2 separate regions of the Homo sapiens genome follow, and region 1 is linked to region 2. Evidence: read pairs that join two places in POLR2A ChIA-PET (ENCODE). Cell type or tissue: PC-3. All regions are shown on one strand.

Evidence for each region. ChIA-PET counts read pairs that join two places held together with the same protein. Peaks named below come from ENCODE experiments on the same cell type or tissue, not always from the same donor. Only the 100,000 strongest peaks of a DNase experiment are listed, where the experiment ranks them.
Region 1: POLR2A ChIA-PET joins it to region 2 with 6 read pairs; 1 of 35 experiments calls an interaction of 5 or more read pairs at or near these places.

What each region holds. Positions count from the first base shown.
Region 1 is chr9:124,390,719-124,395,718 of GRCh38, forward strand. The region is part of intron 5 of PSMB7 (proteasome 20S subunit beta 7); the gene reads right to left. Among named protein-coding and RNA genes, the nearest start is that of PSMB7, 22 kb to the right of the region's middle. In PC-3, CTCF peaks have their summits at 2,476 (motif pointing right) and 4,078 (motif pointing left); a DNase peak (open chromatin) is centred at 2,313; H3K4me3 peaks cover 563 bases; H3K27ac peaks cover 3,824 bases.
Region 2 is chr9:124,810,668-124,815,667 of GRCh38, forward strand. It overlaps OLFML2A (olfactomedin like 2A), which reads left to right. Exons shown (of 8, transcript NM_182487.4): 8 at 1-4,215. Among named protein-coding and RNA genes, the nearest start is that of OLFML2A, 36 kb to the left of the region's middle. RefSeq lists enhancers at 541-1,041, 1,042-1,544, 2,046-2,547. In PC-3, no CTCF peak of the experiment used is centred here; DNase peaks (open chromatin) are centred at 404 and 1,954; H3K4me3 peaks cover 427 bases; H3K27ac peaks cover 2,731 bases.

The sequences.
Region 1 (5,000 bases), 420 kb before region 2:
AAGTGCAGGCATTAATAGCAATTTTTTAAGGTATAAAAAATTGAAGAAAATCCAACATTGTGAGGGGATGGAAAAAACAAGCAAAAGACCAAGACTTTGCTAGCTGTCACAGTCTCCGTGTAACAGCAGCAGCAGGCAGCTTATTCCTTACATTTGTATACAAGGGCCTAAAGGTCAATCCATGCATGAGTCAACAGACCCAAAGAACAACAGCAATCAATCATCACAAACAAATACACCATGTCTCTCCTGCCTAACGTCCTTAGGAGGGCTTCCTTAGGACCGTCTTAGAGGTACAATCATCTTAATAATGAAGTCCTCTGAGCGTTTCAGCATGGGGCTAGACCCCACTTATCCAGAAGTGTACTCTTGGCAAACACAGCACTGAACAAACTACAACAGATGCACACGGTACTTAAGAACTTTCACAGCACAGTCACATCAGTTTTGTTTGCTCTTCAGGCATGGCAAGTAGTAGTAGTCCCATTTTACAAAAGGAGAATAAAGCTCAAAGATAAGGAACGTGCCCAGATCACACAGCCAGTGATAAGCAAATCTGGGATTCTGAAGCCAGATCTTTCTGAATTTAAAGTGTGCGATGTTCTTTCCATTCCACCACGTTTGCCTCTTAAATAGCAAAGCCAAATGCTTGAAATCAAGATTAGCAAGTAAGCCTGGGAGATGGAGCTATCTTTTCTTAGCTCCCCACCCCAAAAAAGCATGCTTTCAAACTTGCTTCTTCTTTAGATTTCAGCTCGATTACCACACACATCTGGATATAGTTAATTTGTGTTGTTTTGCTTGGAAATTCAAATGAGACTGGAATTTAGTTAAATGTTTTAAATGATTAAACATATGCCATTCACTGTTTAGCAATGCCACTCAAGTATCTGTTATAACAGCATTTATTTTAAAATAGTCTCATTCAAAAAAAAAAAAAAACCTAAAATTAGTCTCCATTTTCTAAAACCTCTGAAGGTGTTTCGATCTTAGCTTACCAGGATTAGTAACTCACTTTGAAACTAACTTTTTCTGAGCGAACAATCCAATTCAGGATGAAATCTGAAATTTTACAATCTAGATATTGCTTTTACTTGTTCTGTACATTTAAATGTGTTATTTTTCTATGTCAGAGTTCACTAAAATACTCAACAAACTTAGCAATTCTATAATCTATGTTATTAGATATGCTAAAGAAACAGTAAAAGACTGAAATAATTTCCTAAAACCTGCTGCTTCTAAGTCAAAAGCTAGGAAGGACCTGAAAGGTAGAAATTTGCTTTTTCTAATAAGGTGCTCACTAACTCTCAAACTGGGGAAGGGGAAAACATTCATTGACGGTCTTAGGTCCTGGACCCTGAACTCAAGTACTGGGAGTATTTGGCCCTTTTACAGACAAGGAAATTGAGACTCAACTGGTTCCAAATAGTTTGCCCATGGCAAGAGTCAATGAGAAGCGGAGCCAAGCTTTAAACCTAGGTCCTATTCTGAAGCATGGGTTCTCAAGCTCATGCACCCTTCAGAAGGGCAACTTCCCACTCTTTCTTCAAACAACCCATTCCCAGGTGCCCACGCAGGAGCAGCAGGCTCTGGGAACACCAAGAGGCACAAGAGGTGGCCCGGCTCTGGCGCTCCCTAGCTGGGCATATCACTCCGAGCTCTGCAAAGCTGCCAAAGTTGCTCCAGGAGGCACAAGCAACTGCATCAAGCACAGCGTGAATGATGCAACCGGAAACCGAGGGGCACAGCAGCCCTACTGAACTAGGTTCCTTCCCCGCACAAGAGGGCAGGGGACAGGAGGTGCCTTCCTCAAAGGGTGGCTCTGAGGGTTACACAAGATGGCACGTGTAAAGCAAAATGCTGGGGACACTAAAAGTTCAAGAAAAGCTGGCTGATGAAATTCCTCTCCGACAAGCTCCTGGTCCTCCAGGCAGCTATTTTATACAATCACTCTCAGCAAGTCCCAGGGTTGGCAGCTTTCATGGAAATAGAGGTCTTCAGAATTTCTTTCTCAAAGTCATGAAGTTATGAGAGGCAGCAGGAAATGGATTTCTACTGCTTTTCCCCAAATCAATTTAACCAGATCGTCTCAGGAAAAAAAGCTGCTCCTTCTGCTAAAGAGCGGTCCATTTTAAGCAGCCAAGGACCTGTTTGCCACCATGGCCTGCCAAGGTGTAAGATGTATGCGGCGATAACAGAGTCACACACAGGACTTTCTAATCCATCAGTGTCAGCTCTCCCTGACAGAGCGCTTACTCACACTTGCTCATTGTTAGTCAACTGGCCACTCATCCTGGGTAAAATTTGGTGCTTTCCACAGACCCACAGACTGGGATCATTTTTCACTCCATTCCTGCCTCCAAGGCCTCATCTCCTAGTACTGGTGCTTGCTCTGGAGGCCAACAATGCCAATGTGTGCAGAGCTGATTGATGAATATAAAATAAGGCGGGCACCAGGGGACCATATCCAGCCACTAGAGAGCAGTGGAGCACCTCTCACTGCTCGGTAAAACAGACGCAGGCTTTAAATGGTTTAATTGTATGCATGCATTTCATTATAAGTCCTGGCCAAAAGCTTCCCGGCGAGGCAAGCCAAGCAATCAGACAATCTTGCATCGCTTGCTGAAATCCAGATTTGTCCTTTGTCAGCATAAACAGTTTAATTTGATGTTTTCACTCCTGAGTAAGCACTGAGTATTACATTTAAACCCCTCATGAGGGAGAAGAATGCTTCCTTTTCATCAGCAAATGTACCTCAATGTCAAAGTCTACCTTTTATTCCCAATGAATTTAAAAAAGTATTCCATTTAATTTGCTAAAAATATTTGTAAGGCATCCAACAATTTCACTCAAAAGCTAATTCCTCAAAAAACGGAGTTCCTTTTCTAAATGTAATATAGTCAAAGAGGAGTTACATTTTACCCTAATAATTTAAAACACCACTTGAAGGGAAAAGGGATTTTTCTTATAATTGCAACTGCAACATCTCATTGACCTGACAGGTTATAAACACTTATTCTTCAGAAAAGACTAACAATCACGGCATCAGGGCCTAAAATGTGAGAGGTTTTATTTCATTAATGCATTTTAATGAAATGTCACAAGATATGGAGAGAGAACATTTTTTCCTTAAAACATAGGTGTCACCTACCCCTGTTTAGAGGACAAAATGGAGGACGAAAATGACCCTAAAATGCACCTATCTTAATCAGTCCCCTGCACCACGAGGCCACACCGGGAAACCGAAGCTGAGTGCAAGGCATACACCCTGCCCTGCTGCCGCAGGAACGCAGGGCAGTGGGAGCTGGCAAGTCTCTTAAAGGTCCCCTTTACTCAGGTCCATATTTCAAAATAACTTCCCAAACTTCAGGGCATTCCACTTTAATTGATGGACTAGACAGTATTATTTTCATTGTATGGATGGAAGAAGCTAAAGTTCACAGAAAGGAAGGAGGCTACCCAAAGTCATGCAGCCAGGAATGGCAGCATGGGTACATGAACTCAGATCTGGTTAACAGCAAATCCCTCATTCTGTGAACTACACAGTGAAAAGCCTTCTGATGGCTAAGATGACTTTCCACGTAGTCTGACCAATGAGGAAGTAAAAGGCATCAAGCACTAGGTCATAAGCATATAAAGGCACTTTCCTTTAGCAGGGGCGACTCTGGTCCAATTCTGAAACAAGAGCAGATAAAGATGAGCTGGTTAACCTCACTCTCTCTCAGTGGGGTTTAAAGCAAAGAACTTTAAACTGAGCATTTCCTTTAACTGTTCTGAAAAGTGCTCTGGCAAGGGCTTTTACTTGGTTGTAGGCTGAGGACAATTCAAATCAGGAGACTTTGTGGTAAAATGTCAGAGCAGGGAAAAAAGGAGGAAGAGCACCCATACATTAATTCAATACCTCACCATTTTGTCTATAAAAGGTGTTTAATATTTTTTTACACAGAATCAAGAACAAAATCCAATCTAATTAGAATAAATTAAGAACTGGCAAGGGCTGACTATATTACATTTCCTGTAACAATATGAATTTTAGAAGTAAGTATTTTCTCATTTCCTGATATCACGGCACCATCTATTGGCTTAGTACCACCTTTGCAGCAACCAAGAAACAAGATGCATTCATTCAACTTTCACGGGCTTTTGGTTCCCAGCTGTTTTATTCCTGGCACTCCACCGCAACATAATTTTAAGATATAAAATCCATTCACTGCACATTTTAAATCTTCTAAAATGCATCTTATATTAATCAAAGCAGGAAAAAGTGCCAGAGAAATCTTGACACAGAGAGCTACACACAGAAAAATGTATTGACACTAAAACTATCAAAATACTATGCACCAAACATCTACTACATGCTACATACAAAAGACTTTTATGTTTGGTATCTCACTTCATGCTCACACATGAAGTAAGCATTACAGAAGAAATCAATGTTCACAGTCAAACAGCTAAATGAATGTTAGACTTAAGATATGAACCCAGGCTAAGCATAGTGGCTCATGCCTATAATCCCAGCACTCTGGGAAGCCAAGGCAGGAGGATCACTTAAGACCAGAAGTTCCAGACCAGCCCGAAAAACACAGTGAGACCCCGTCTCTACCAAAAAAAGAAAGAAATTAAAAAAAAAAAAATCAGTAGTGGTGTGCCCATAGTCCCAACTACTTGGGAGGCAGAGGTAGGAGGATCACTTGAGCTCAGGAGTTTGAGGGTACAATGAGCTATAATCACACCACTGCATTTCAGCCTGGCGACAGAGCAAGACCCCGCCCCTAAAAAATAAAAACAAATAAGTTAATTATTATTTTTTAAAAAGATCTGAACCCTATTTGACTTCAAAAACCAGTTTTCATGCAGCCACACTGCCTCAAAAAATGGCCAAAAGCAACATATCCACATAAAAAGCACACAGTGATGTACAGAGCGTGCACACATAAAACGCGACGCTTCAGCACCCCAATAACCCTGTGACCTTCCCAAGTCAAAAAAAGTAGCTTCAT
Region 2 (5,000 bases):
TCATGAACCCATTTAACAGACGAGGAGACAGGCTCAGAGAGGCACCGTCCCTTGCCTAACACCTCAGTTGTGATCAGGCAGGCTGTGCTCTCAGGACAGCCCCATTTTAGGGATGAGGAGACTTCACCACGCCCTCCCCTCCCTGCCCTCCCCCATCTCCCCGGTCTCCCTTGTTCTCTCAACCCAGTCTCCCTTCCCAGGGCCACTCAGAACCAGAGGTCTTTAGGGCCAGTGTACTGGTGTGGGGTGGAGGCCCTGGCTCTGCCTGCCATCCTAGGGCCCTGTTCTGGCTGAGCTGTTGGTGGCCCTGGGCTTTGGGCCCCTTAGCCAATGTCCTTGTCTCTTGTCTTTGGCCAGCCCCCTCAGCCCAGCCCACCCCACCCGCTGTCCGGCCACATTCCAAACCTCTACCGTCACCTAGCTGCTGAGCAGAAACCGCACCCCGAGAGAAAATCCCATCCTCTGTTCCAAGGCCCCTGTCTGCTCTATGCTCATTTTTATTTTCTCTTATTCTTCATCAGTGCCGTCATTTGTTTCTGCAGCAGCAGCTGAGAAGGCAGCCGGCAGCTCTGCCAGGGTGGGGAGCTGAGCTGAGGCTCCCTCTCCACCCAGAAGCACTGGCGTTGTTCACATAGTCAGGCCTTGGGTCCCCTCCCTGGTTCATCCCAGAGCCTTTGGGCCTGGAGTCCGCCTTGTCCTTTTTCTCTGGGCTTTCAAACCCACAACCTTTACACACTCAGGGATACCTCCGGGTCTGCCATGAATAAGACCCTAGGCCCAAGTCTGGTGTGGTGCCAGGATGGCACAGTTTCCCTCTTCCTTGCCAGCCCTGACCTGGTCACTGGGCAGGCTGGCCCAGCAGCCTGGGGGCTGCAGAAGACATGGTGTGAGTAGTTGGGTCCAGGGGAGGCATCAGGCCTTCTTCTGGTTGCAGGAGAGAACCAGAGGGTGGGAACGGGGAGGGAAGAACTGAGGGTCTGCAGACTGGACTTTTCCTGGCTCGACCCAGGACTTGGGTTGAGGATGCACGGGGGCCACCTTGCCCGGGGCCACTGGTGGCTCCCCAGAGCCTCAGACCCACACAGCCCAGAGGACGAGGCCTTCAAGCCTGCCCCTCTTCTGCTTTTTTAGACAGTATTTTTAGAGCTGGAAAGAAATTTTCTAGCCCAACTCCCTGTTTCATGAAAGAGAAAAGAGGCTCAGAAAAGTTTAGAGAGCAGCTCAGTGTCACACTGGGAGCTGGGCACAGCCGATCTCCTTCCAGAAGGGTTCTGTCTGTATCCTTTATTCTCCGCACATGGAGGCTGCCCTACCTGGGAAGGCACCCCAGCACCTGTGAAGGACATTTACTGCTCATCCTCACCTGCCCCCTGGCCCTTGCTGCCTTCATTCTGTCCCAATGCCAGCTCCCTGGATGTCTGTATGTTTGAATACCAGTTGCCATGTTAGGAAGGTCAGCTGCACAGCCAAGAGTGTAAGAGTGTAAAGAAATGCCTTTTTTTTTTTTTTTGAGTTGGAGTTTTGCTCTTGTCGCCCAGGCTGGAGTGCAGTGGCGCGATCTCGGCTCACTGCAACCTCTGCCCCCTGGGTTCAAGCGATTCTCCTGCCTCAGCCTCCCTAGTAGCTGGGACTACAGCACCCACCACCACACCCAGCTAATTTTTGTATTTTTAGTAGAGACAGGGGTTTCACCACGTTGGCCAGGCTGGTCTCGAACTCCTGACCTTAGGTGATCCGCCCGCCTCAGCCTCCCAAAGTGTTGGGATTACAGGCATGAGCCACTGCGCCTGGCCAGCAAATGCTTTTTGTGCAGAATACACTTCTTTCAGGCATTGTCAGGTGCTGTTTTGTTTAAGCTCTAACTCACCCCTGGAATACAGGGGAATGATGACAACCAGCCCAGCCAGGCCTGACTCATCATGGTCACATCCAGCCCCCACCCCCGGCCAACTAACCACTGCAGGCTCCTCTTCCAGACTCACCAGGGGGCCTCGAGGCCCCGGCATCTCCCTTGGCCCTGGGTGTGGGTTTTACAAGACTGTGTCTTTCATGACATCATAGCCCAACCATGTGAGAAGAAGGAGAAGGCCCCCCTTTCTTCATTAATCTGAAAAAAAGGAAAGTGAGAATAGGCTGATTTTTAAAAGTTAAGGGGCAAGCAGCATTGCATTCTGGGGGAACGATCCTGGCCACAGCCGCCAAACAAACATTCACTAGGCCTCTTCTGTTTTCATACCCTTGTAAGTGGGTTATGTGGTGGGTATGGTCAGTTTTTTCTTTTTTCTTTTCTTTTCTTTTTTTTGAGACAGAGTTTCGCTTTTGTTGCCCGGGCTGGAATGCAATGGCGCGATTCAGCTCACTGCAATCTCCGCCTCCCGGGTTCAAGTGATTCTCCTGCCTTAGCCTCCTGAAAAGCTGGGATTACAGGGCCCTGCCACCAAGCCCAGCTAATTGTATTTTTAGTAGAGACAGGATTTCACCATGTTGGCCAGGCCAGTCTCAAACTCCTGACCTCAGGTGATCCACCTGCCTCAGCCTCCCAGACTGTTGGGATTACAGGCATGAGCCACCACGCCTGGCCAGTTTCTTCATTTTACATATGGTCACATTGGCGCCTAGAACAGTTAGGTCGCTCGTCACATAGGCAGTTAAGTGGAGAACCAGGTTTCAAAATCAGGTAAGAAAACCATCATCATTAACTGAGCACCAGCTGTGCTAAGCCTGCCACGGGCGTATCCTTGCAGCCTCACAACAGTGGGAGGTCTGTATCCTGAATGTCCTCATTTTACAGATGAGGACATTGAGGAGAAGAGACTTACCCAGGCTCACACAGCAGCTCAGCCTGTTCCAGGCGCTGGTCAGTGCGTGTTCTTTGCCACCAGCCTGTCACTCCAGTGGCAGCTCCAGAAACGGAGGCTGTTGCTTTTATCCCTAAACTGCATCCACAGAGAAGCCCCAAGAAGGAGGTTGGGGCCAGCTCATAAAAAGCCTGAATGCCAAGCCAAGGAGTGGATGCCTCCAGTCATATTTAGAACAAAGTCAAGTATAAATTTACAGAGAAAAAATTCTAAGACAGTTGGATGTTGTCCTGTTGGTGAGGAAGGGAAAGGTTTTTCTTGTAGGGAACTGGAACCAGCCCACAACTGCACACTTGTGAGCTGTCATGGAAACCTGATCCCCAACAGCTTTTGAGGTTGTTTGTTTGTTTGTTTGTTTACCTGTCTTGGGCTTTGTTGCTTTTGGCAAAAGGTACTTCAAACAAGGGAGGGCCTGGACTGAGGGGGACCAGGTCTTCTTGCTGACCTCGTCTACAAAGGCAAAGGAAGGCAAAGGAAGCTGTCTCGGGTGTTTCTGAACAACGTGACTCATGAGGGGCTTTGGCTACCTCTTGCGTTCCCCCTAGAGATGTCCAGGCCTTACATTTAATCGGCTTTCTCTGCGGTGGGGTAGAGAATGGAGCTCCCGCCTTGCGGGCAGTGCTAAAGGTGGAGCTGGGGGATTTTCCTGGGAATGATTTGAGGGCTCTTGAAAGCCCATGTGTTCCAAAGCGTCTTTAACTCTGGGATAGCATTGGAAGCCGCTGTCATGACAGGACATGGCACTGGATGGCTGGCAGAGAGCCCTGGCTGGGAGTTAGGGAGCCCTGGGTTGGAATCCAGCCCCACCTCTTTTATGCCACAGGTTTGGTCAAGTTCTCTCCCGCTCAGGGTAGGGCTGTGAACTCCCTCTTACAGCTAAGAACATGCAGCTTAGTGAGGACAAGACCCTTCTAGAGCTTTACCCCTAATCCCCCCCCAGGAGCCCCGAGGCCGGCATTATTCCTCCCCATTACAGGTGATGAGCCTCAAATTCAGAGAGCTTAAGCAACCTGCTCAGGGTCACGTCTCCAACAGGCAGTAGAGTCAAGGTATAAACCAGGTCTGTTTTTGTACCAGAGTCCCAGACTAACTGTTGGTAGGAATCTTGTAACCAGTCATGTTTTCTTCCTTGTTTTGGCCGCTGGGAAGCTCAAAGTCAAATTCGAGACCCTTTTTTTTCCAATTGTGCTGAGTCTCCTACTAGACTCGCTTCATTCTAGCTTTCTGCTTTTACCTTTACCCTAATCTTTTTATTTTTATGCTATTGTACTTTATTTTTGTAAGTTGCTGAGATATCTGTTTTGCAACAAGATGGGCTATATCTAAATAAAGACATGATCAAAGGTTTGATTTAAAAGTCTGGACTAAATGCTGTGGTCCATATCTTTATCAGAACACATACATTTAATAACTTTTAAAACAAATAATTTGTCGGCTGGGCATGGTGTCTTGCACCTGTAATCCCAGCACTTTGGGAGGCTGAGGTAGGTGGATTACTAGAGGTCAACACAGCACAGGAGTGCACACTCACAAACAACTGTGCAAGAGCATAAGCCTTAGAATCTGTCAAACCAGGGGTCGAACTTGGGGAATTTGCTTGGGGTCTGACCTTTCTCCTATTAAAATGGAGAAGATCATATTGTATATATTCTAGAGTTCGAGACCAGCCTGGCCAACATGGTGAAACCCTGTCTACCAAAAAATACAAAAATTAGCTGGGCATGGTGGCACGTGCCTGTAGTCTCAGCTACACGGGAAGCTGAGGCAGGAGAGTTGCTTGAACCTGGGAGGTTGCAGTGAGCCAAGATGGCGCCACCACACTCCAGTCTGGGTGACAAAGCAAGACTCCATCTCAAAAAAAAAAAAATAATAATAAAAAAGTAAAAAAAAAAATTCATGATCAGGCATTGGAAGGAACTGATGGTGTGGAAAAATGAATGGGGTAGGTGGATGGGAGATTAAGTACGCTGTTAGCTGAATGGGAATTGGAGGCCGGGCATGGTGGCTCATGCGCGTAATCCCAGCACTTTGGGAGGCTGAGGTGGGAGGATCACTTGAGACCAGGAGTTCAAGACCATCCTGGGCAACATAGTGAGACCTCCTCTCTACAAAAAATAAACAAAAGTAGCCAGGCGTTGTGGC